3 separate regions of the Homo sapiens genome follow, and all the other regions are linked to region 1. Evidence: chromatin loops called from intact Hi-C (ENCODE). Cell type or tissue: PC-9. All regions are shown on one strand.

What was found. A loop is a pair of places that touch in the nucleus more often than their neighbours do. Peaks named below come from ENCODE experiments on the same cell type or tissue, not always from the same donor. Only the 100,000 strongest peaks of a DNase experiment are listed, where the experiment ranks them.
Region 2: it touches region 1 in a loop (3-fold over the local background); 2 of 110 quality-filtered maps call a loop at or near these places.
Region 3: it touches region 1 in a loop (11-fold over the local background); 4 of 110 quality-filtered maps call a loop at or near these places.

What each region holds. Positions count from the first base shown.
Region 1 is chr3:111,730,821-111,738,820 of GRCh38, reverse strand. It overlaps a transcript of PHLDB2 not described here. Among named protein-coding and RNA genes, the nearest start is that of PLCXD2-AS1, 57 kb to the right of the region's middle. RefSeq lists an enhancer at 2,993-4,192. In PC-9, no CTCF peak of the experiment used is centred here; DNase peaks (open chromatin) are centred at 920 and 3,320; H3K4me3 peaks cover 506 bases; H3K27ac peaks cover 5,543 bases.
Region 2 is chr3:111,916,048-111,924,047 of GRCh38, reverse strand. PHLDB2 (pleckstrin homology like domain family B member 2) reads right to left here. Exons shown (of 18, transcript NM_001134438.2): 4 at 4,833-4,976; 5 at 3,629-3,766. Among named protein-coding and RNA genes, the nearest start is that of ABHD10, 59 kb to the left of the region's middle. RefSeq lists enhancers at 3,909-4,469, 3,983-5,182. In PC-9, CTCF peaks have their summits at 3,224 and 3,504; DNase peaks (open chromatin) are centred at 87, 497 and 6,487; H3K27ac peaks cover 6,341 bases.
Region 3 is chr3:111,900,882-111,908,881 of GRCh38, reverse strand. The region is part of intron 2 of PHLDB2 (pleckstrin homology like domain family B member 2); the gene reads right to left. Among named protein-coding and RNA genes, the nearest start is that of PHLDB2, 46 kb to the right of the region's middle. In PC-9, CTCF peaks have their summits at 3,599 and 3,801; DNase peaks (open chromatin) are centred at 3,178, 3,961 and 5,681; H3K27ac peaks cover 6,108 bases.

The DNA.
Region 1 (8,000 bases):
AGTCTCCCCTAGCAATTCCAGTTTTCTTTTTATAAATCAATTTCTTGATTAAATTCCTAGCTGATTACTAGTTTAGTATCACCAACAAATATTTACTGAGAACCCATTATCTTCTTGGTACTGTATAATGATTAAAAGTACACATACACACACAGATACATACACACAGGCAGACACACACATACACACACACTAACATACACACAAATATAGAGGACTCTAAAGAAGCTGTGGTTTGGCCTACTGGATAAATTTAAAACCTTCTCATCTCTGGTAAGTGGCAAGATTATTTAATCCTATGTCAAAGACAGTGTCTAACACACTTCTGGGAAAGAGTAGATGATTGTTGCTGAACTGAGTGGATAACCCATCAATAAATGTTTGTGGTTATCCAAAATTAGAACGCAGATGAGTAAAGATGTGAAACTAAGCCATCCCCAAGATGTGTAAAAATTGGCATAAAGCCACAGAGAAAGACAACAATGATGTCAGGCCTAGGATGCCTCTGTTGGGCTATTTTAGTTTAATTTGTTGGACTATAATTTATCAACACAACTGTATTCTATAACAATACTATTCTTATGGAAAATGGAGAATTTTCATTTTGCAAAGAAAAGCAAAATGAGATGAATTTGAGTAGAGAACAGTCACGTTCTGGGAAGTCTAGCCATTAGCTCTTCCTATGATTAGGATTCCTAGCTAGGAAGCAGAGCTAAATTTTGTGGGATACATGTATTTGAAATTAAAAGTACATCTCCTTGGAATTCGTAGGGGTATTGGCTTTCCTTGGGTCACAGAGAGAAGCCTGCCACCTGCCAATTCACTGCAACATCTTCTGGCCGACCTCTCCTGGGTTTTCTCTTCTCTTGAAGCCTGCTCACATACTAACCACAAGTTTTCAGCTGTTTACCTTGTGAAACCTAATGAGATCACCACAAAGTAGGCCCCATGGACGAAAGCCATCATTCCACAGAAGTACACATGAGCTCCAGCCAAATGCACTATATAAGGCTTATCTTGAGAAATGAATCCTTGAAAACATCAACCCAGTGATGACAAAAAAGAATTCTGCCTAGTTAGAGTTCTCTGCAGGAAGTATTTTTGATATTATTTTGGCTTTTGAAAAAAAAAAGACTTTGTGGGGGTTACCTCAGTGCACAGTGAAATTGCACATTCAAACTGTTTGAATCCTGTCCTCCAAATACAGAGGTCTTATGTGAAAACAATCTCATTTTCATTTTACTTTCTGGGAACCCCTCCAAGGCATGGTGAATTGCCAGCATTTTGTGACCTTCAGTTCCTTTACTGCTCTCATGGGAAACTTGACCTTGGAACTGTAGAGAGGAGGGGAACAAGTTTTGGGTGGGTCAGGGGCAGAAGTTTCATTCACTCTGCTTGATCACTGCCCAAAACTATGGGTTCTCCTGCACCAAGATCATTAGAACCTCAGAAGTCACAGAAATGGGGACCAAAAAGTATGATGAGGATGCACACTAACACCAAAGCAAGGATGTGGACAACATGACTGTCGCATGGGATGGAGACTCAGGCAGCCAGCCAGGGGCAATTCCCAGTGAAACATTAGGGATAAGAAAACACTGGATCTCCTCCAGATGCATAGCTGATGCAGGGCTCCCGGACCCTTCAGAACATCTTAGGACTTAAATGGAATTCCTAGGGCATAAGGTTTCCTCCTGTAACTGTAGCTGGTTTCTGTAGGGTTGAAACTACAATAATGGATTCTCAATTTGTAGAAGGACTTCCTTAGGTTCCATGCCATTTGGCAACTGTTTGACTCATGAGACATCCATCTGATTACAGGGTTAGAGAGGGCTTGTGCATCTCAAGACACTGTGGGGTCTCTAGTCCCTACTCATGTATACCGTTCTCTAGGCACACAACTGATTAGAAGACAGTGGTGGCTTATCCTTCTAGCAAGAACCCCTTTGATATCTTATTTTGCTCATGGGCACATGGGCTTGAAAGATTTTTTGCCTTTAAGGAAGATTTTATTAAGTAACAATTAATGTATTTATTTTCATTACTCTGTGAAAATCTAATTAGAATAACAGCATTACCACACTGACCTGACAGAATTCTAGCCCAAAGCAAAGCAATCAATATTTGAGTGGTCTCTGCCTGAGAACAGGCTGTGTAGTCATTTGGCATTTTTAATTTCTGAAAATTTAAATAAAAAGCTTGTAGGCCCCATTCCTACCATTTGTAGGACTTAGGAATCCAGGGAACTGCGTGAATATTTAATTTAAAAAAGAACAAAAAATTTGGAGTCCCAAGATCTAAGGGACTTAGCTGAGTGAGACTGAGAAGGCCATTCACCTGTATTGAGTCTCAGGTTCCTTATCTGAAAGGATATCATCTGAAAACAGTACTCATCTTACAGGGCTGTGGTGAAGATTAAATACAACTATTGACATACTGGACAGTTTTGAAAAATTTAGCTGATTTCAAAGACTGAAATTTCACTGCAGAAATAAACTTTTAAAAAAATCTTGGTAAAATAAATGACAAATTTGTCTTGTACATTATGTTAAAGTCAATCACTCAAACAAACAAAACAATGTTTATAAACTAGGAGATGATAAGAACAATTTTCTCTCTCAGCTTCAGAAAGGAATCAAAGCACTGACTCTTGGGCAATTGCTATTGTGTGTGTGCATGTGTGCATGTGTGTTTTGTGGTTCCTTTTCTAGAGGAGAGGAAAACCACTGTCATACTGAGTTTTATGCTTACACTCAAGAACATCAAGAACATCTTGTGTGAGTGGGAAGGGGGAATAAATATATACTCTAAGGATCTGATCAAATAATTTAGAAAGAACTTTTTTTACTCTTCTACATTTAGAACGTGAACAGTGTAGACACTGTTGGGTGAGTATGTTTCCCAGAACAGAATGCTGAAGAACATGGGATTTGGATTCAGATCCCAACTCAAATTTTACCTCATCTTACTAGCTCTGTGACTTGGGCAAGTTGCAGAGGTTTGTTATGAAAATTAAATGAAAAAAAGTGTAGATAAGAAGGCAGCAGTTCATGTTTTGGTCATAATAAGTACTTGACACAGGTGAAATGTTGTGATGAGTCTTTGTGTTTTAGCTTCAACTTTCTTTCTCCTAGCGTTTTGGTTAATGAAAATGATGGCATGTAAGTACAGTTCATGCAAGGTCAGTTGATTAGTAAAGGGTGCTGGTAGACATGGTGATGCAATCTCTATTTGTAATGCCTTTGCTATCACACACTTGAGATACATGTGAGGCAAGTCACTAGAAACCCTTTGTTCAAAGACATTTAGTCGACCTCATTTCATGATGGCATTTCTTTATCTTGATCTTGTAAATGCTCAGGAATTGTGGCTACTTTGGAATTTATGACAGACAGCTAATGGAATCTTTAGGACATATCTGAACAAAAGTGAAACTAGGGGTGGGGGGCGGATTAAGGCTTCTGCTGTACATTACTCATTCACTGCTCAAATGACACCAAAAAGCCATTTAGACTCCAAGCCGACATGGGTCTCTTTGGGTTGCAGATGGTGAGAGCCTTGACAGGAGGGACTGTTGATGGTTTCTCGGGCTTTAAGCCTCTCTGTGCCCAAGTCTCTTAGATTTAAATGAGTGGGTATTTGCTGAGATGAGATAGTAAATTCTTGAGTTCCTTGAGAAAGATTGGGATAGGGTCATTTCTTCTCTGGAAAGAGTTCAGATGTTGTACTTTAGTTGGGGCTCAGAATTTGAGTCTACAGTATAAAAAGGGACAAAGATTTAGCCTGAGGATTATCTGGGTTATTTAGAAAATATACAGGACAGAGAAGACTCCAGTGACTGCCATGACTAAAAACACTTGCTTTTGCTCTTGCCTGTTTTATCCTTTTTGGAAGTCCACTACTGGCCTTTTTGTTACAGAGGCTCAGGCATGGCACATCCAAGAGCCAGTGGAGAACTTCAGAACTTCTGACTGTATTAGTCAGCCTTGCTTACCTCAGTGACCCTCCAATTTATGCTTATCCACATGGTCAACTCCATGACCTTATGGGAAATGCACTGGGTTGGGAACAAGGCAGAACTGAGTAGAATCCTGGCTCAGACTAATTGCATGATTTTGGGCAAATTAATTAACTTCTATATTCTAACTACCTAACGTTGAAAAACAATGACAATGCCTATTCTAATCTAGTCAATCTGAAGAATAGTCTCCCTCTACTTACTATCCAATATTCAGGAAATGGAAAGAAAAAGCTGTACATACCCTTAGGGGCTTCCAGTTTGTTTTAGGCCCTGAGCCAGAAGCTACAAAAAAAGGACAGGTCAGACCTGTGTGTCTGTCCCTAAGGCAGCCTTCAGTAATGTGGGGAAATATGGCCAATGCATAAATTTTTAAAAAAAATTTTTTGTAGAGACAGAGGCTCACTTTGTTGCTCAGGCTGGTCTTGAACTCCTGGCTTCAAGCAATCCTCTGCCTCACCTTCCAAAGTGCTAGGATTACAGGCATGGGTTGCCATGCCCGACCTAGCCAATGCATTTGATCACCCCAAGATCCTTTTCCCTCGTCAAAACCACCTCCATCACTTGCATTATCTATGAACATCCTCTGGATACCAGCCAGATTCACACTTAACATTTTGCAGTGCTTAATATCTTCACAGAAACGTATCAGTTTTCCATAATTCTCCACAACATTCTTGAGAGGTAGCCACAGACTTACCCAAAGTCACACAAGGGTTTATGTCTACAATGGCCTCCACTCTTGCATCTAGTTAACTGCCTCAGACACTAAATATTCAGCCACAAACCCTGCCTGAGGGGAGTCACTTCAGTTCCACAACTGATTGACAAAAATAATGTCAAACATTACCTTGTCCTACATGACCCAACTCCTTCCCTAAAGGGAGTTCAGAAAAATAGGACTTCAGCATTACTAGGCTTCTAACTAATGACTATAGGAGCCAGGAACCACTGCACAGGCCCGAAAGTTGTATGTGGTGACCATATGACAACATTTCTGCAATTAGAGGAGTTATATTCAGACTTAAGGAAGAGTGAATCATATTAGATAAAAATTACATATTTCTAGAGTGTGTAGACTTGAAGGGGAAAATTTCCATGTTTTCCTTGGTGATTACTTTATAACTTTATTCTTCCTCAAGAATCACTCAATAACTTGTTTCATAGTTATCATCTCCTTCTTCCCCATAGACCTCCAGTGATGAGGGAAGCTCCCTCCAAAGCCACAAGCTTTGTACATAGAGTGGCATTGGTATCATCAGGTTTGCATATTAGTTTTGCTCATGTTTGTTTATCATTGAGCTGGGGAAGGGGGGTCTTGGGATATTTACTATTCTCGGAAGGAGAAAAACTTACTTCTGGTGAGAAGAGAATCTGGACTATAGCTTCAGAGGAGCATTTCTTCTGTGTTGCCCATGCCTTTGCTACAGAGGGACTCAGGCCAGCAAAGGCTTTGGTGGTCCTCCTGATTCAGGGTAAGAAACGGCCTAGTCTCAGTAAATGATTGACCTGGCTGCCGATGTGATAAGCTTAGGTAAATAGGCTTGATTCTGCTCCAGTAATTTCAGGACTTTTAACTCTCTAGGTTCCAAAGCAGAAAAATATACGTGACTTCCTGGGAGAGCCTATCATACGAGGTTGACAGCCCTGTGAATGGACAGTATATTTCTCGGAATATATTATTCTATACCATATACTACAGTATATGTACACTGTCCTCTCTGGTATGTCTTGAAAATTGAAAAAAATTATGCAACGAAAATTCTGGAACAAAACCATGCTTGTGGAGTTACCACCAATGAAATCATTTTAATAAATCGCACATATAATTTGTTATAATGAAAAATTTTTAAAAAACCTTCCAAGTTTCTGAAATACGTACAGGAGCAACAACAATTTTCAGAAGAGATAGAAGACAGAAGGAAAATACAGCCTGCTTTCCAGAACAGGCTGATAGAAAAATGACTGAATTCAGACACACACCCGGGTCTACCATATCTCCAGCAGACCCTCCTCAGAAACACTCTGGTGACGAGGCTGTATATGCTGCTCATTTTGTTATTACAAGAGAAGGGCCAGTGACCAGAGAGATCACCTACCTTGTCTGCTGCTTTTCAATCCCGACTCTTCCCTCAGCTTCTTTCCTGACTCAGCAGGGATGGCCCATGGCTGTTCCAGCGATTGCTGAAGAGAGTGGGATGTTGGGAAGACACATTAACACAGGTTTCTCCTTTTCCCCAAGCATGAAGGTGAGGTTCCTTTCCATTTCCTTTCCTGCTCTCTCTGGCCTCTGCAGACTGTGGTCACAGGCAGCAACTTGCTTGCAGCCAGGTATATTGACAGATGTGAAGGAGGGAGTCTGCCCTGGCCTCAGCCGCCTGGTCTAGCCAATCATTACACACCAGGACAGACTGCTAGTCCTGCTTAAATCCAACCAGAGCTGCATGGAAAAATCAGATGGCAGGACTGTGGGGGGCAGAAAGCACAGTCTGATAGCCATTGGCTATCCAGAAAAGTGATTCCCTTGTAACTGCATCTGGGAAGTGGACAAGAGGCCCCGAGAATAGTTTATAGAGGAAACGAAATTTTTATTCCTTTAGATTTCAGCAATCTCAGAGGGAAATCTGGAAGTCACTTTATCAAATGTCCTATTTAATAGTGGAGTTTCTTCTATTAAATTCTTGTATGGTGAGAAGCATCTGGTAGTTTTTTAAATAAATATGGCTACCATTCATTGAGAGAGTATTATATGTTATGCATTTCATGCATATTACCACAAATCCTGATGGTAATGTTGAGATTTTATTTCTATTTTATGCACAAGGGAACAAAGGCTCAAAGGGGTAATGGTCATGCAACTAGTAGGTACTGAAGCCAAGATTTGAATCCAGATCTGTTCTAATACCTGCACCAGCATTAATAAGCCTTTCCGCACGTTCTGTGGTAGGTTGAATTATAGCCCCCCAAAAATGTCCACATCCTAATCTTCAGAACCTATGAGTATGTTATCTTACATGGTAAAAGGGACTTTGCAGATGTGGTCAAGTTAAGGATCTTCAGATGGGAGATTATCCTGGCTTATCAAGGTGGGCCCAGTGTAATCACAGGGGTCCTTATGAAAGGTCAGAATAAGAGAAAGAGATGTGATGGCCTATAATCCCAGCACTTCGGGAGGCCAAGGGGGCGCAGATCACAAGGTCAGGAGATGGAGACCATCCTGGCTAACACAGTGAAACCCTGTCTCTACTAAAAATACAAAAATTAGCTGGGCGTAGTGGCGGGCACCTGTATAGTCCCAGCTACTCGGGAGGCTGAGGCAGGAGAATGGCATGAACCCAAGAGGCAGAGCTTGCAGTGAGCAGAGATCGCACCACTGCACTCCAGCCTGGGCAACAGAGCGAGACTCCGTCTCAAAAAAAAAAAAAAAAAAAAAAAAAAAAGAGAAAGAGATGTGATGACAGAAGCAGGGTAAGTGATTGATATGCTGCTGGCTTTGAAGGTAGAGGAAGGGGCCACAAACCAAGGAATGCAGGCCGCTTCTAGAAGCTGAAAAGGCAAGGAAGTGGATTCTACTCTAGGGCCTCTAGAAGGAGCATGGCCCCACTGACCATTTTAAACTTCTGACTCTAGACCTGCAAGGTAATACATTTGCACTGTTGTAATCTACCAAGTTTGTGGTAATTTTTTATAGGAACTATAGAAAATGAATACACATTTCCTCAGAAATACTCTTTATGATGGTGAGATCACTGTTTCACTTAGTTTCCTATTCTATAAAGGAATACTCTTTATCAAGCTAAGCTCGACCTTCTTAAAATGGCCATTCATTGGTCCTAGCTCTTCCCCGCACATAAGGCACTTGGGGAGGCAGCTGGAAATGGTGGCAAACAGTACTGGGAAGGGAATCTGGATTCTAGTCCTACCTCTGCCTTAGCCAGTCAGTTCTCTCTGGCTTTCAGTTTTCTCTCCTGTAACATTAATG
Region 2 (8,000 bases), 190 kb before region 1:
AGGAAGGTGACTCTGAGAGTGCTGTGAAGAATGGGAGGGTGGTGACAGAAAGGCTGGTGACAGATCACACTACGGAATTTGGATGCATAGTCAAGTACAGTGTGATGCAAACCACAGTAATATGGTCTAATTTCTTCTTTTTAATCACATTGGCTGCTGTGAAGAGAATGGATTGAAGGAAAGCAAGTGGAAGTAGACTAAATAAGAGATTTTCATAATAGAGAAGAGAATGCTGTTAGTGGAGATGCAGAGATGTTGAAGCAATCAAGAAACAAGCTGGTAATCAACTGAATGTAGGGATGATAAGGAAAGACGTGTCAAGATCAATTTCCAGGTTTCTGTTGAACATATAGGTGAATAGAGATGCAATCTCCTGGTTGGAAAAACTAGAGGATGGAGGGTGGAGGGTGGAAGGCAAGGGAAAAGATAAGATCAAGAGTTCAGTTATGGGTGTGTTCAATTGGAAATACCCATGAAATATCCAAGTGGGGATGTCAGGTAGGCACAGGATATGAGTCAGAATTCCAAAAAGGGTTATGAACTAGAGAAATCCCTATGATAGTCACCAGCATATACAAGTTATTTGAAGCCATAGCTATAGAAGGACATGAGGGTACAAGAGAACTGAGTTCAGATGAGAGATAAAGAGTGAGAAAGAGGTAAGAGAAATAGATGGAAAACCAGAAGATTGTGGTACACAGAGGCAAACAAAAGGGAGACAGTGAAGAAGCACCAAGAAAAGAGCTGTCCCCTGTACTGAATGCTGCTCGGGAGTCTGATCATGAGGGGACTGAAAAGCACCCAGCAGGCTGGGCACCACTGAGGTCTTTAGTAGTCTTAACAGGAGAGAATCTGATGGAGGAGTAGAGGTCTAAGCCAACTGGAGTGGGAAGAATGTTTAATTGGAAAATGAAGAAAAGGAGACACAGTATACCCAGAAAATTGTTTAATAAGTTTAGCTATGATGAAGAGAAGAGAGATAAGGTAGTAGCTTATCGTTAATCGATAAAGTAGTAATTTATTTTAAAAATAATAATATTGGCATGCTGACAGTAAAGAGAGAGAAACTGACCCCAGGGGGTGAGGGTGCAGAAAGACTGAAGACCTCAAGAAGGTGGGATAGGATGACACCCAGAGCACATCCAAAGGGAGTGGTCTTTGATGGAAGGAGGGAACCCCGCCTTCATTGTGAGAAGATGGGATGCTTCTAATTTCTCTATGGTAAGATGATCTCTGAGCCAGAGGGATGAAAGTTGGCCAGGAGTATGAACAGAGTGTATGAAATAGCTGTGTCATTAAATGGTGGAATAAATTTATTTGAGAAACATAATAATGTTTTTGCCAAGCTGTGTTGAGTCTCTATTTGAGTTTAGTTGTCAAGAATACGTAGTAACATCATCTAGACCAGTCTTTGTTTCCACTTCCCACATCCTCTTCTGGAGTTCCTCACCCCAAGCCAGTTTCTGCCATTTTTCACATGATGTAATGACAGAGAATAATCCTACCTTCTAAGACCAACTAATTCCCTCATAGCTGTATGAGCTGGTCCTATGCGTCAAGCCCCTGTAGTCCCCTCTCCAGTGCATAGCCTCTGTCAAGCCATCAAAACAATATTAGGAAGGATGGAGGTAGCTTCCTTGCTTGTTTCTGCCCGTGTTCCTAGAATTCCACCTGAGAATTCCACCTTGAAAACATAAGATAACTTTCCCTGGGAAGTGAGATTTAACATTGGCTCAACTTGCTTCACTTTTGTGTAGAATCTGATATTAATGAGAAATACACAAATAGAATTTGCAGGCCATGCCATATGTGAGATACACAAAATAAATAACTACATGGATTAGGATGGCAGGAGGGTTCACAGGGAACATGATACCTAATTCCTATGTTGCACGAGTTTTCCAATATGATATACATAGCAATAAAACTACTCTACTATTACTTAATTTAATTAATATTTACTTGATAATAAAATATTAACACAAGACATCTGATGCCTCCAATGAAGGCTTCTTGCAGAATCTTTGAAAAGCATAGCCATTAACTGAATCCTTCAGTACTGCAGACTTAGACAGTCAACTCTTTGACTTCATTTTGGCCTTTTAGGAAAAATACACCCACTACCCAAATACTACTTAAAAGTTTGGGCCGGGCGCGGCGGCTCACGCCTGTAATCCCAGCACTTTGGGAGGCTGAGGTGGGCGGATCACGAGGTCAGGAGATCGAGACCATCCTGGCTAACATGGTGAAACCCCGTCTCTACTGAAAATACAAAAAATTAGCCGGGTGTGGTGGCGGGTGCCTGTAGTCCCAGCTACTTGGGAGGCTGAGGCAGGAGAATGGCTGAACCTGCGAGGCGGAGCTTGCAGTGAGCTGAGATTGCGCCACTGCACTCCAGCCTGGGCGACAGAGTGAGACTCCGTTTCAAAAAAAAAAAAAAAAAGTCTGGGGGCAGAATGAACGTACATAAAATTTAATATGAAAAGCCTGTGCAGTTTAATTCTGACATGCTGGTAACCAAGAAATTGATGTGTAGCATTTAATTTGACTTTATTTCTGACTACCATTTTGAGCTCATTCTCTGGCACCAAGATCAAATGCCCTTATTTATAGGTCTTAAACAAATAAGAGCCTAAAAAGGAAGTCACGTTCAGCAGAAATTCTTTCTACACATTACCACTAGAACTTACTCAAACTAAAAATTTTTTCTTTTTCTCAGCTTAGTGGAGAACATGTTGAGTAAGGAAGAATGTGTTAAAGCTTATTTGCTTTTTCTTTCTCAAATTGGAATTTTATTTTCAGTTTTATTGGAATTTTATTTTTAGTTCTGCTCTAACTAACTCAGAATGGGAGAGGAGAGTAATGTATATTTCCCAGAGGAAAAAAACACATAAACAGACAAACCCAACTACCATCCTGAATTCTAAAATTTGCAAGTGATTTTTCATACTTTCCCTAATAGATATCAGCCACCATTCAGGTTGTGATCCAAAATGTATACACAGAACCTTTTCCAAGATAAGTGTCAACTGTGTTTCACAGATAGCTTTCTCTTGGCAGTGTGTGAGGACTACCCCAAGAAGAAAATTTTAGAAACTCCAATACATTTGTCAAAAAGCAGTGCACTTGCATTGAAAACAATAGCAAGGCAAAGCAGGTGAGATGAGTGGTTCTCATTCATCTGTTTAATAAACAGAAAAATGAAAAGAAATAAAAGAAATGAGGCAACCCTATTTGAATTTGCTTAAGCCATCCCTACAGGGCAGCAGTGGTAAAGAACTTCAGTATACTAAAGAAATTACTTAAAAAACACAATGGAATCAGAAAAGCAGAAAGGCCAATGAAAAAAAGCAAACAAACAACGCACTCATCTCAAGTAGGATAAAGCTGCCAGGAATATCGGCTCACAAATTATATGAACTCTGCTCTCTCAGCATCAGCTGCCCAGTACCTGGCAGTTCTTGGTTTCTGACAATGTATGATCTTAGGATTTTTCTCTAGTGCCACTGCCTCCAGGAACATGACACACAAATCCAAAACCCCAGTAATGCATTCAACATTTAAATTCAATCAACTGGGACCACCACTTTGCCCATAAAAACTGCATTGAAATATAATTTTCTTTTACCTTGGTCTTTTCACCAACAATGTTCTTTTCCAGTTCAGCTATTTTCCGGTTTAGATGATCCAAAATCTCCTTCTCCTTCATAAGTTCAGTTGTTTCAGATTTCTGTTCTCCATCCAAAAGAGCACATTCCATATCCAACTAAGGACACAAACCAAAGCTCAGAAGTGTTTCACCTTTGGGGATATTCTCAACTGACCACCCTAGAGATACATTTGCAACAGCTACAAATTTCCAAAAGTAATACTGTAGCAGCCAGATCGGGTGCCTGAGAACACTCCAGAGAGCCCATGTGAAAGCAAGATTCCCATATAAGCGAGCTAGAGAGCCTAGAATATATTCACTAAAAAAACTAGCTATCTTATCACTTAACTTTTCTACTATAACCCCTCTTCTGCTCACTTCTCAAGGATATTTTGCCTATTTGCTTCAGCTCAAGATCAAGCACAAACCACCATGGGAGCAGCCACGTCTTTCTTTGTCCCTAGAGCATGGGAAGAGAAAGTTACCCAAGCCCAGCATGTGAGCTCTGCATTCCTCGCAATGCTAGCAGGAGGGGCTTCCAGCGTCTCTACGCAAGACAACAGGTGAGCAGTCCCCTAACCACTTAAGGGCCTATTGGTATCATCTGTAAGGACAGACACACAGATCTTCCCTAGGCAGAATTACGTGCCCCTTCTCATGCCATGGGGGTAACATAAAAATGCCACTGTCTTCTATTGTGGTTATGCAATATGTGTTCTCTCTGCTTCCCCCTGGTTTCCAAACCTCTAGAAACCTGGATCGATTTTTGATCCGTGTGTGAATTTCATCATGGTGCCAATGTGATATCCAACTCATAGTAAAGCACGTTCAGAAAACATTTGCTGGATTTGACCTTGAAATCTAAATACAGAGCACCTCAGCTGATAGATCCTCTGTTAGGTCAGGTCAGAAAGCACGTACTAGTTTAAACAAAGTTGGTTGGAGATTCATAAAGTACATTAAAGAGGGCTTAATATGTTTATCTCATCTGGTTGGAAAAAAAAAGAAAGAAAAAAGGAATGTAGAAAAAGGGTATTTTCACTCTATACAGGGAACCCACTGAATAAATGTTTGCTTGTGTTGACGTCTATGTATCTGGCCTCCAAAGCCTATTCCTGAATAAGTAGCAATATTTTTAAGCTGAAGGAAAGAAAGAAAAAAGGGAAGAGGGTAAAAAGTTTACCTCTCTGAAAGACTCATCCATCTGATCATTTATGTCTTTGATTTTTTGCTTAAGTTCCTCGAGGTTGTTCAGAATGACTATCCGGGTTTCTTCCATTGCAGCCAACTCCTGAGATCTCTGTTCTTCACTTATACCCTCTGGGGTCTGCGATTAATCAACACAGAAATGGATTATTCACACCTCAGTTCTAGAATTTCCCAACTTGACTTGTAAACCATCCACAGGTCTAGGGTCTCACAGTCTCCATGCCCATGTAGATTTTAAAAGCATCCCTGCAACTGCACGCTTGGAGCTCTGATGTGTTTTTCCCACATGATGCCATCCTTGGCAGTTAGGCTCTCAGGAGAGTTGAGACAAACCAACTTCAGTTCACCAATTCATATCCTTTTGAAGCTAAAAGAACTAAGAGATTACACAGATAAGAAAGGTGTGGTATATAGAGATTGAGATGACTTCTCCAAGGTTATAGAGAAAGTTCAGCATAACAGAGAACTAGAACTGACAGAAGACTTGTGGCATCTTCCTCGGGATCTCTTGGGCATGATGCTATGGTTATTACAAGCACAATATTCTCTCCCATCTTCCAGGTGAGGACATCTGCAAAAGCCTCTTGAATCTCTAGGCATACTGTTGGGTCTTGCTGCTAGGGTTACCTGCAAATGAGCATTCATGCTTATGTATTTCCTTCTCAACACAAGTTGGAAAAGCAAGGGCACATCACTTTGGGGAGCCATAAAATATTTTAAAACTACACACTCAGTATTAAATTAATTGATGCTTCACTTTTGTGTTAGTGCACTATTTCCTCTCTTTGTCCTATAGACGTTCTTGCTATATAGCATCTAAGACACTCCCTAAAACAGGACACTGGCCACCATTCATAAAATTATTTCATGGAAAAACTGGTTCATCGGCAAGAAATAAGAAAGTCAAGAAACAAGTGAGAGAGTGCATAGTTACACTCCTGAATGGAGCTATGACAGATGGCCAGGGAAGAAGGCAATATTGTAGATCACACACACAGTCAAAATGTGACTGTTTATTCTTCAAGAAGAGAATGGAGTGAATTACAAATAGCTTCTTCTTTCTAGAATTTCTGGTTAGTTATCTTGGATATCACCTGGTAGAGACCAATTTTTCTATATATACTATATGTCAGTATGAATGTATTATTTATTTAAATTATCCCTTTTTGAAAAAGAAGTAATTTTTTTGGATCAGCAAGTCAATAATTATACAGTTTCACAAATGAAAATTGAAAACAGCAGCCCAGTTGAGTAAATTATTGAATATTTGTCACTAATTATTAAAAAAAATCTTCAAATTAACCCCCCAAAAAACCCATTAAGTTGAGTATATTTTACTAGGTTCACTAAATTTATTTGACAATCCTGATAATACATTTAAGAAGCCATCCATCATGTCATATTCTGTATGCTTTATTCATATTTATATTCTTTATTCTTTACTTTGTAGCTTTCTAAAGTGATTCAACGATTCAGCATTTAGTACCTCAGGTTTGTTAGGACAAAGGTAAGCAGCTCTTCCAAGCTTTGACATTTAGCTTTTTAATTGTCATCTTACATGAAATATCTTATCAACTAATAAAACAACTGTTGACCTTTTTATCACAGACAATAAAGCTCATTGTCCTAATACTAAGGTGCCTGTTTTAAGCCATGAGGAATGCCTGTAACAGTGAAATGGCATTCCAGAATCACTGTGAGTAATCCTAGCAGGAAAGCCTCACCAAGGGCGGTATCCTGTTGGGTCAAGATTACATATTAGGTTTCTACTTCCAAAATGGCTTAAAAATATCTCTTTCACAGGTGGAAGCAAGGCATTAAGAAAAATACAAAATAACAGAACAATCTGCAAAACTCTAAACTTTATAAGCAAGTAGGGAGTAAAGATGGTTAATAGTGGGAATCATCTGCATAATTCAAAGTTTTTAGAAAGTTTATCACAGTAGATATATTTAATAATAGACAACTTAAGAGTCTGTTTATAGCAATAAATGCCATCTAGGAAATGTTTGTAGTTTTTTTCTAAGTTATTTATAAGAAGCAAAATCTCCAGGAAGCATTCTAAAACCAAACGCTTTATGATAGAATGGGGTGAGGACAATGTAATCTCATTTATTAACCAAATAAAGAAAACCAATAGAAAGCCAAGGTGTGGTAGCCACTGAGTAGCTTTAAGTTTTACAGTGACAGAGAACATTGTAATTTTAAACATATGCCCTTCATTTTAATTTCTCTGGGAATTTTTTTTTCCAGTAATGGACAGGAATCTACTAACAGTGACATGTTTTAATAAGCACATTACGTGTGTATATGCATCCTCTAATATGTTATCTTTGGGGAAACTTGATCCACACAGGAAAGGGGAGAGATGATAGGGGAAAAGACACTTTCTGCTTGCCCCTTTTTCACAGATTTCTTCTTAAAACCCTTTTTGCAGCCAAAGGAGAGAGGGGTGCAAGGGACTCAAAAGGAGGAAGATGAGCCACTTTCCAGACAACTTTTACCTCAGGGGGTGGTTCACAAAGGCCAACTAAAATTAGCATATTTCCAAAGTCATCTGCATCTGTAAGTGTTACATAAAGCAAGTTCTTGACTGGTAACTCTCAGGTTTTCTAAATATCATTAAGATTGTTCTGTATAGTTAAGTCAACTTACAGTGTTTTTCACATTCCTCTCTTCTCCATTTATCCCTAAATCGATTATTAACATTGTACTTTGTTAGGCAAATAATCCAGTGTGGAAATTAATTGAAGAGAAAGAGCATGCAAAACAAATAGGAAGGTTGTTTTAAAAAGAATTTTCTGTCTGCTGTCTCAAGGTAATATATGTCCACCTTCAGAAAGTAATAAGTAAAAAAATGTGTTTCTTGGAATCCATCAGCTCTGCTCACTTGTACTCTTTCTACACTGCTGTCTGGTAACCTGGGTGTCCTTGATGTTTCCTGCCTCTAAAGGATGCAGAGTCTTACCTCTCTTGCAACAACAGATGCTGCACTAAGCTTCAGAGGCCTCCTATTCCACAATTACACGCTTGAGCAATTAAAAACATCTGCCAAGATCTGCTCGTGTACGCACCAACAGCATTCTTGTCATAGCCCTCTCCAGGAGGAAACCTGTCTCCCAAAAGATAGTCTTTAGAGACA
Region 3 (8,000 bases), 170 kb before region 1:
GGTGCTGACAGCAGGTATGCAGACTTCCCAGGATTCCATGTACAAATCCTGATGTTTCAATTAGGTAATGACAGAAAGGAGGGAAAACAGAAGCAATGGCTCAAAGTCTGTTATACGGGTCTGTCTGTTTTAGAGATAAATCCTTGAGGGTAGTAACTGGGCTATTACAATCAGTTCACCTCTTTCTGGACACAGGGTAAGATGGCTCCTCTCTTCCTCACCCTCAAACTGGATATGGCCCTCAGACTTGTACCGGCCAATGAAGTGTGAAAAGCAAGGTGTATCACTTCTGCATGAACAACAGCCAGGGCATAATTCATCACATGCCTTGCTCTAACATGGCAGAGTGGCTCTCCAGATTGGCTGCAGGTGTTGGCTCCATCAGGAAACGTGGAGCAGAGGCCTCTTTTAACCCACACTAGTCCTGGAGTGTAAGAAAGAAACAGACCTGTATTTAAGACTTGGAGTTTTTTTTAAATTTTACTAATGGACTTCTACATTATGACTAATAAACCATGTGCAATTTCAGGCAGAACACTTTTCCAAAACTTAGAGATGAGGGACTCAGGGATCCTACTAAAGAAAGCTCAGTTACTTATTGGGTAATAAATAATTTGTCTTCGCCCAAAGAGAGGTCTGACCTTTGCCATTGGCTTCTGGGAGATTATCTATGTCATACTCAGCTGCAGTGTCTTTGTTTAGGGTAGAGTGGGCCACATGTGATAATCTTAGGGTATAAGCTGGCCACTCCAGAAAGACCAATTATGTGATTTAGTGTGGGAGCCTTAAGTCATGGGTTATCAGCCAAGCTGGAGACTGAAATTAACCATGTGGGAAACTGATCAATCAGTAATGCTTATGTGATGAAGTCTCAATAAAAACTATGGCAAAACCCCATCTCTACAAAAAATGCAAAAATTACCTGGGCGTGGTGGCTCATGCCTGTATTCTCAGCTACTTGGAAGGCTAAGGCTGGAGGATCACTTGAGTCCAGGAGGCGGAGGTTGCAATGAGCTGATATAGCACCACTGCACTCCAGCCTGAGAGACAGAGGGAGACCCTGTCTCAAAAAAACAAAACAGAAAAAAATAGCTGACCACGGTGGCTCACACCTGTAATCCCCAAACTTTGGAAGGTTGAGGCGTGTGGATCACCAGAGGTCAGGAGTTTTAGACCAGCCTAATATGGTTAAACCCTGTATCTACTAAAAATACAAAAATCAGCTGGGAGCGGTGGTGGGCACCTGTAGTCCCAGCTACTTGGGAGGGTGAGAAAGGAGAATTGCTTGAACCCAGGAGGCAAAGGTTGCAGTGAGCCCAGTCGTGCTACTACACTCCAACTTGGGCAACAAAGCAAGACTCTCTCTCAAAAAACAAACAAACAAACAAACAAACAAAAAACCTGTGGGTACTACAGCTTGGGTAAGCCTCCCTGTCATGTGCACACTATCACCTACCAATGCTTAATGCTGGTAGAGTAACACTTTCTGACCTACAGGAAAAGGACATGGAAGTGTTGCCTTTGGAACTCTTTGGACTCTGCCCCGTGTGTGTCTTTCTTTGGCTAATCTTTATCTGTATCCTTTCCCTATAGTGAATCGTAACTGTGCTTATCATAGCTGTCAATGGGTTCTGTGAGTCTTTCTAGTGAATTATCGAATCTGAGGGTGGTCTAGGAAACCCCAGAACTTGCGGTTGGAGTCAGATGTGGGGAAAATCTTGTGTGGAGACACTGCTCTCCAGACTTTTCACTGGCTTTCACATTTACACAAACATTGCCTTAGTATTGTTTTTATCAGTTTAGGACAAATGATCTCATTTGTATATAAAAGTGAGGGGTTTTTATCATTTGGTTTTACAAATTATCTTTATGGAAGTCAGTTCAATATCTAGCTTCTTAGCCACACATTATTTTATTTTATACACTGGCTGGGAAGTCTGCCTTCAGGCTTGTGGTCAGGAAAACACTTTACTCTGCCACCCTTAGTTTAAATAGCATGTGCATGTATGCGTGCACCATCAGTAGGGCTGAGCTGGAAAGAGGAAACAAAAGTGTAATGCCTTTGTATGACTGTGTCTGCTCTGGAGGCAACTGTAAGTTATTGGAGAATGTGACAGCCACTAACTGACCAACATTTGTTATGTGCAGATTACTATTGATATTTTGTATGCTAATGCCTATTCTCCCAAAGAATAATAGATAACTGTACTGAGAGTGAGACATACGTGAATAACTAGGACAGCATTTACCAGTCATTGATTTTTCAATACCCTTTCTCAAACATGCTCAATACACTTACATACACAAACACACTGCCTAAGGAGACCAAGGCCATTCTGCTTAAATTCCCTAGACTTCCCTCTTCTATCTTTGTCCATCTAGTCCTCCTTTCGTCAATGTACTATAGTGGCTAAATGCATGAACTCTGGAGCCAGACCACTTAGGTCTGAATCTGGGTTCTGCAGCTACCTGTGTGACCCTGGCCAAGCTATTTAGCTTCTTTGTGTCTCAGTTTCCTCAAGTATAAACCAGAATTACTAGAATATCTACCTTATTGGGTTATCATGAGGATTTATATATATGAATGTATACAGTTATGTGTTGCTTAACAATGGGGATATGTTCTAAGAAATGCAAGGTTAGGCTATTTCATTTTTGTGCAAACATCAGGGTGTACTTACTCAAACCTATATAGTATTAGCCTACTACACACCTAGCCTATATTGTAATAGTTTATTGCGCCTAGGCTACAAACTTGCAAAGCATGTTACTGCACTGAACGTTGTAGGCAATTGTAACACCATGGTAAGTACTTGTGTATCTAAACATACCTAAACATAGAAAGTACACTAAAAATATGGTATTACAATTGTATAGGACCACTATCATATTTGTGGTCCATCGTTGACCAAAATAAAATATCTGCACACATAACGACATTCCAGTCAACAAGGTGCTACATATACAAAGGTAGTCCCATAAAATTATAATGGGTGTCATCTTCCATTCTCTAACCTGAAAAACGTAAAGGAAAAAAAAAGATTATAATGGAGCTGAAAAATTCCTATTTTTTAATGACATAATAGCTGTTGTAACATAATATGTTGCAACATATTACTCATGTGTTTGCTGCGATGCTGATATAAACAAACCTACAGCAAAACATGTTGAGGAATCCCTAGCTTACCCATGGGGTGACCCTCCCAAAGGTAGCTCAGACTTTTAAGGTAGGGTGTGGTGGCTCACGCCTATAATCTCAGCACTTTGGGAGACCAAGGCGGTGGATCACTTGGGGACAGGAGTTCGAGACCAGCCTGGCCAACATGGTGAAACCCTGTCTCTACTAAAAATACAAAAATTAGCTGGGTGAGGTGGCACGCACCTGTAGTCCCAGCTACTTGGGAGGCTGAGGTGGGAGGATCACTTGAGCCTGGGAGGCAGAGACTACAGTGAGCCGAGATCACACCACTGCACTCCAGCCTGTGTGACAATGAGACACTGTCTCAAATAAATAAATAAATAAATGACTTAAAAAAACAAAAAACAGAAAGCCAATCTCTTGACACATTACATCAGACCCCAACTGAAAGGGTTACTGTCTACTTTAGAATTCTTACACTTTTAAATGATTCCCACCTATCCCCAGAACAAAATAGTAGTCAACAGCAGTTAGCTAAAACTCACTGAGTGCTTGCTGGGTGCCAGACACAATCCCCACCTGTATTTTAATTTTTAATTTTCATGACTTTGTGGGGGGTGGTTTTATTCTAATCCCCATTTAACAGATAAGGAAAGTGAGGCACAGAGAGACTTAGTAACCTAATTAGAGGGCCCGCTCTCATGCAACTAGTGGCCAGTGTGAATAGGAAAAATCATTGCCGTTCTCTTTCATAATACACTTTTGCAAGATGATGAAATCATCTAACAATGCATTTCTCAGCAACACATTCCCATCATTAAGCAATGCATGACTGTTCATCTATGACACTTAGAAGGGTGTCTGGGACAAAGTAAACAGCATAAGCATTAGCTCAGTTATCTGAGGAGAGTCTCTCAGTCTTTCCAAGAGGAAGCCCTCTGCCTGCACCACTGCACCTTGTTCCCACTGTCCTGTGGTTTTGCTCTATTGATTATCCCTTCTCCTACACCTTTCCCTCTCTATTGACTCCTTCTCCTCTGTCTGAAAATGTACTCAAGTCCCTCCCTCCCCTCAAAATAAACAAAAAGCCATCTTGATCAGATTATCCAGTAGATCTACTTTTCTACTTCCCTACTTCCCCTTTCACACCCACCACACCCAAACTCCCAATCTCCAAGAAGCTGCTAATGCTCAGTACTTCCATCTCCACTCATTCCCAGAGCTTTGCAATCTGGGGCAGCATGCTCCTGCCTTTATGCAGACTGGACATCCCGAATGAGAAGGGGCATTTCACACTTTCCCCAGGAAAATTAGGAGTAAAATGACCAGAAATAGGCGAAGTGCTTAAAAATAAAGATATCAGGACTACAGGAGGCTCAGTACCTCTCTGTCATCTTATATTTTAATGATTTGTGGAATAAATTGACTTCTTACCTCCACAGAACCCTTGGCCTTTTTTTTTTTTGAGACAGGGTCTCACTCTGTCACCCAGGCTATAGTGCAGTGTTGCAATCTTGGCTCATTGCAACCCCCACCTCTTGGGTCCAAGCAATTCTCCCACCTCAGCCTCCCGAGTAGCTGGGATTATAGGTGCCTGCCACCACACCTGACTAATTTTTGTATTTTTAGTAGAAATGGGGTTTTGCCATGTTGGCCAGGCTGGTCTCGAACTCCTCACCTCAAGTGATCTGCCCGCCTCGGCCTCCCAAAAGTGCTGGGATTACAGGTGTGGGCCACTGTGTCCAGCTGGACTTGAAGAGCAGAATCTGTATTTCAGCTTAAGTAGAAAGAACATAGAGTTGGATTTGAAGTTCTGGCACTTATCAGACCTATAACACAGTTATTATTTTTTTTAATCAAGTTCAACCTTTCAAGCCTCAATTACATGGTCTATAAAACAGAGATGAGTAGATTAGTGCCTCCCCTTGGGATCTTGGAAGAATTCAGTAAAGAAATGTGTGTGCGAACATGTGATAGACTATGTGCTTTCAAGTCTAAAGGTGGTGCCAGTCTTGTAGTAGGTGCTCACTCTTTGTCAGTCATGGTTAGGACGGTTTCTGTCAAAAGCGTGAAGTGAACTAGATAATTATCTTGTAGACTCTGAAGAACCATCTCTAATACTGATTAACAAGCACGCCTAAAAACTAGACCCAATTATTTTCAGGGAAAGGAAATACAGGAAAAATACGTTGTTATGCAGCCAAATGTCTCCCTGAAAAATCTGTGGGGTTTCTTTGGCTATCTAGAAGGACACAAAATTCCCTCAAGGCCACCAACTCCCTGCCCTGTGGTCCACCTGCCTCTGCCCCTGGCAACAGAGCTCTGCCCAGTTGCCATAGTAACCTGGGGAGAAAGGCATCTTGTCATTTGGTCCTCCCACGCTCACCACTACAGAGCAACACATTAAGTATAGTGGAGTTGCTTCTAGAAAGAACTACCCTCCAAAAAATCCATTGTCTTATTAAGGACACATACTTCACCCTTGACATAAAACCCAGGCTTCTCTTCACATTGCCCTGGCTCCACCCTAAACTTCAGAGAAACGGGTGTCCCCCCCTTACTGAAGGCATGCATCATTCAAATACCTGAGGAACTTTCTCATATCCTGCCTTACTCATACTTAGAAGAAGAAATTTAGTTCTTTTAATCTTATCTCATGAACCAATTCCTCACCTGTGTTTTTAAAAATTACTATCACAAAAAAAAATACAAATAAAAATTATGATTACTCAGAAGTCTCTCTAAACCTATTGTGGTTTGGTAGCTTTCCAATTAAAAAATAAATAAAATAAAAACTGAATAAATTGCCAGGACTGGTGGCTCACACCGATAATCCCAGCACTTTGGGAGGCCAAGGTAGGGGATCACTTGAGGCCAGGAGTTAGAGACTAGCCTGGGCAACATGGTGAAATGCCATCTCTACAGAAAATACAAAAATTAGCTGAGCATGGTGGCTCACGCCTGTAGTCCCAGCTACTCAGGAGGCCAAGGCAGGAGGACTACTTGAGCTGGGGAGGCGGAGGTTGCACTGAACTGTGACCACACCACTGCACTCCAGCCTGGGTGACAGAGGGAGACCCCCGCCTCAAAGAAAAAAAAAACTGAATAAATATTTACTGTTACTTGCCTGTGTCAACATTTCCCTCAAACCCACTTGCCTCTACTACTATTTCTGGCTATGTGCCTGTTTTATTTGTACTTTAAAAATAGATATAAATTAAGTACATATTTAATTACTAACATATGCTAAAGTAATGTTTATTTATTTTTATTTTCTTCCTTTTTGAGACAGCGTCTTGCACTGTCACCCAGGCTACAGTGCAATAATGTGATCATGGCTCACTGTAGCCTCAATCTCCTGGGCTCAAGTGATCCTCCCACCTTGGCCTCCCAAAGTGCTGGCATTTACAGGCATGAGCTACCATGCCCAGCCTATTTTGATTTTCATTTACATTAAACACATTCTTAAGTAATATAACTTGATTTAATTAATCCTATTAACTTTTTGGCCAATGACGTTTTCCTGACTTGTTTTTTCCACCTCAGCATTTTGTTAGGCAGATGCAAGTAAATCTCTGACCACAATTACCATTTATCTAGGATCCTCTATATTTTAGACCTTTTCCTGATGACTTTTTGCACTTTCTACTTAAAATCAACCAGCAGATGGGTGGGTTATGAAATGTTTTACTTTTAAAAAATATTAAGGTTGGAGGTGAACTATTCTTAAAAGACAAAAATATATCATTTTAAAGAAAATGCCCATTATGAATGACTCCAAAATATTCAAAGGAGAAAACAGTGTATTTCTCCCTATTGACTGAAAAAAACCGGCCATAAGTCAAAGAAATTCATGTGATCCGTATCATCATAATTTCCATACAGCATCTATGTAAAACATGCCAGATGTTTTTCTTACATAGACAGTGTTCCAGAAGGAAGTCTGCACAGTGCCTGAGCCCATTCTGTTAAAGAAATTATGCTATTGCTCTTCACCATTAAAGAAAACACAACAAAATCTAATCATACTGTCATCTCTTTACATTTTCACTTTAGCTTGATCAAGTTCCAGAAGATCTTGTTTGCTTCTTCTGAAAGACTATAGTCTATAAAACACAATCCATTAAAATACTTTAGTTCAATCAAAATAAGTATATGAGAGGTATAAAGACCTTTAAATCCTGATGTTTGAAAACATATCCTATCCTTTAAAAAATAAGATTTTTTTTAATGCATAAAGAAACCAGTGGGTAAAGAACTAGGAAAGTCTGCATGTAAAAAAACGACAGTAGACTATAACATAACAACTGAAAGTACTATAATACAATTATTTTTGAGTCATATCACATAAAAATATTATGTGTTAATTTTTTTTTTTTTTTTGAGACAGAGTCTCACTCTGTCACCCAGACTGGAGTGCAATGGTGCGATCTTGGCTCACTGCAACCTCCAGCATCCGGGTTCAAGTGATTTTCCTGCCTCAGCCTCCTGAGTAGCTGGGACCACAGGCATGTGCCACCACGTCTGGCTAATTTTTTTGTATTTTTAGTAGAGATGGGGTTTCACCGTGTTAGCCAGGATGGTCTCAATCTCCTGACCTCGTGATTCGCCCGCCTCGGCCTCCCAAATTGCTAGGATGACAGGCATGAGCCACCAAGCCTGGCCTGTGTTAAAATTTTAAAAGCATGTCACAAAGTTTTATGTAGAGAAATGCAAAAGAGGGCTGGGCACAGTGGCTCACGCCTGTGATCCCAGCACATCAGGAGGCTGAGGCAGGAGGATCGCTTGAAGCCAGCCTCATCAACATAGAGAGACCCCATTTCTATAAAAAAGAAAAAAAAAGCAAAACAAACAATGGCAT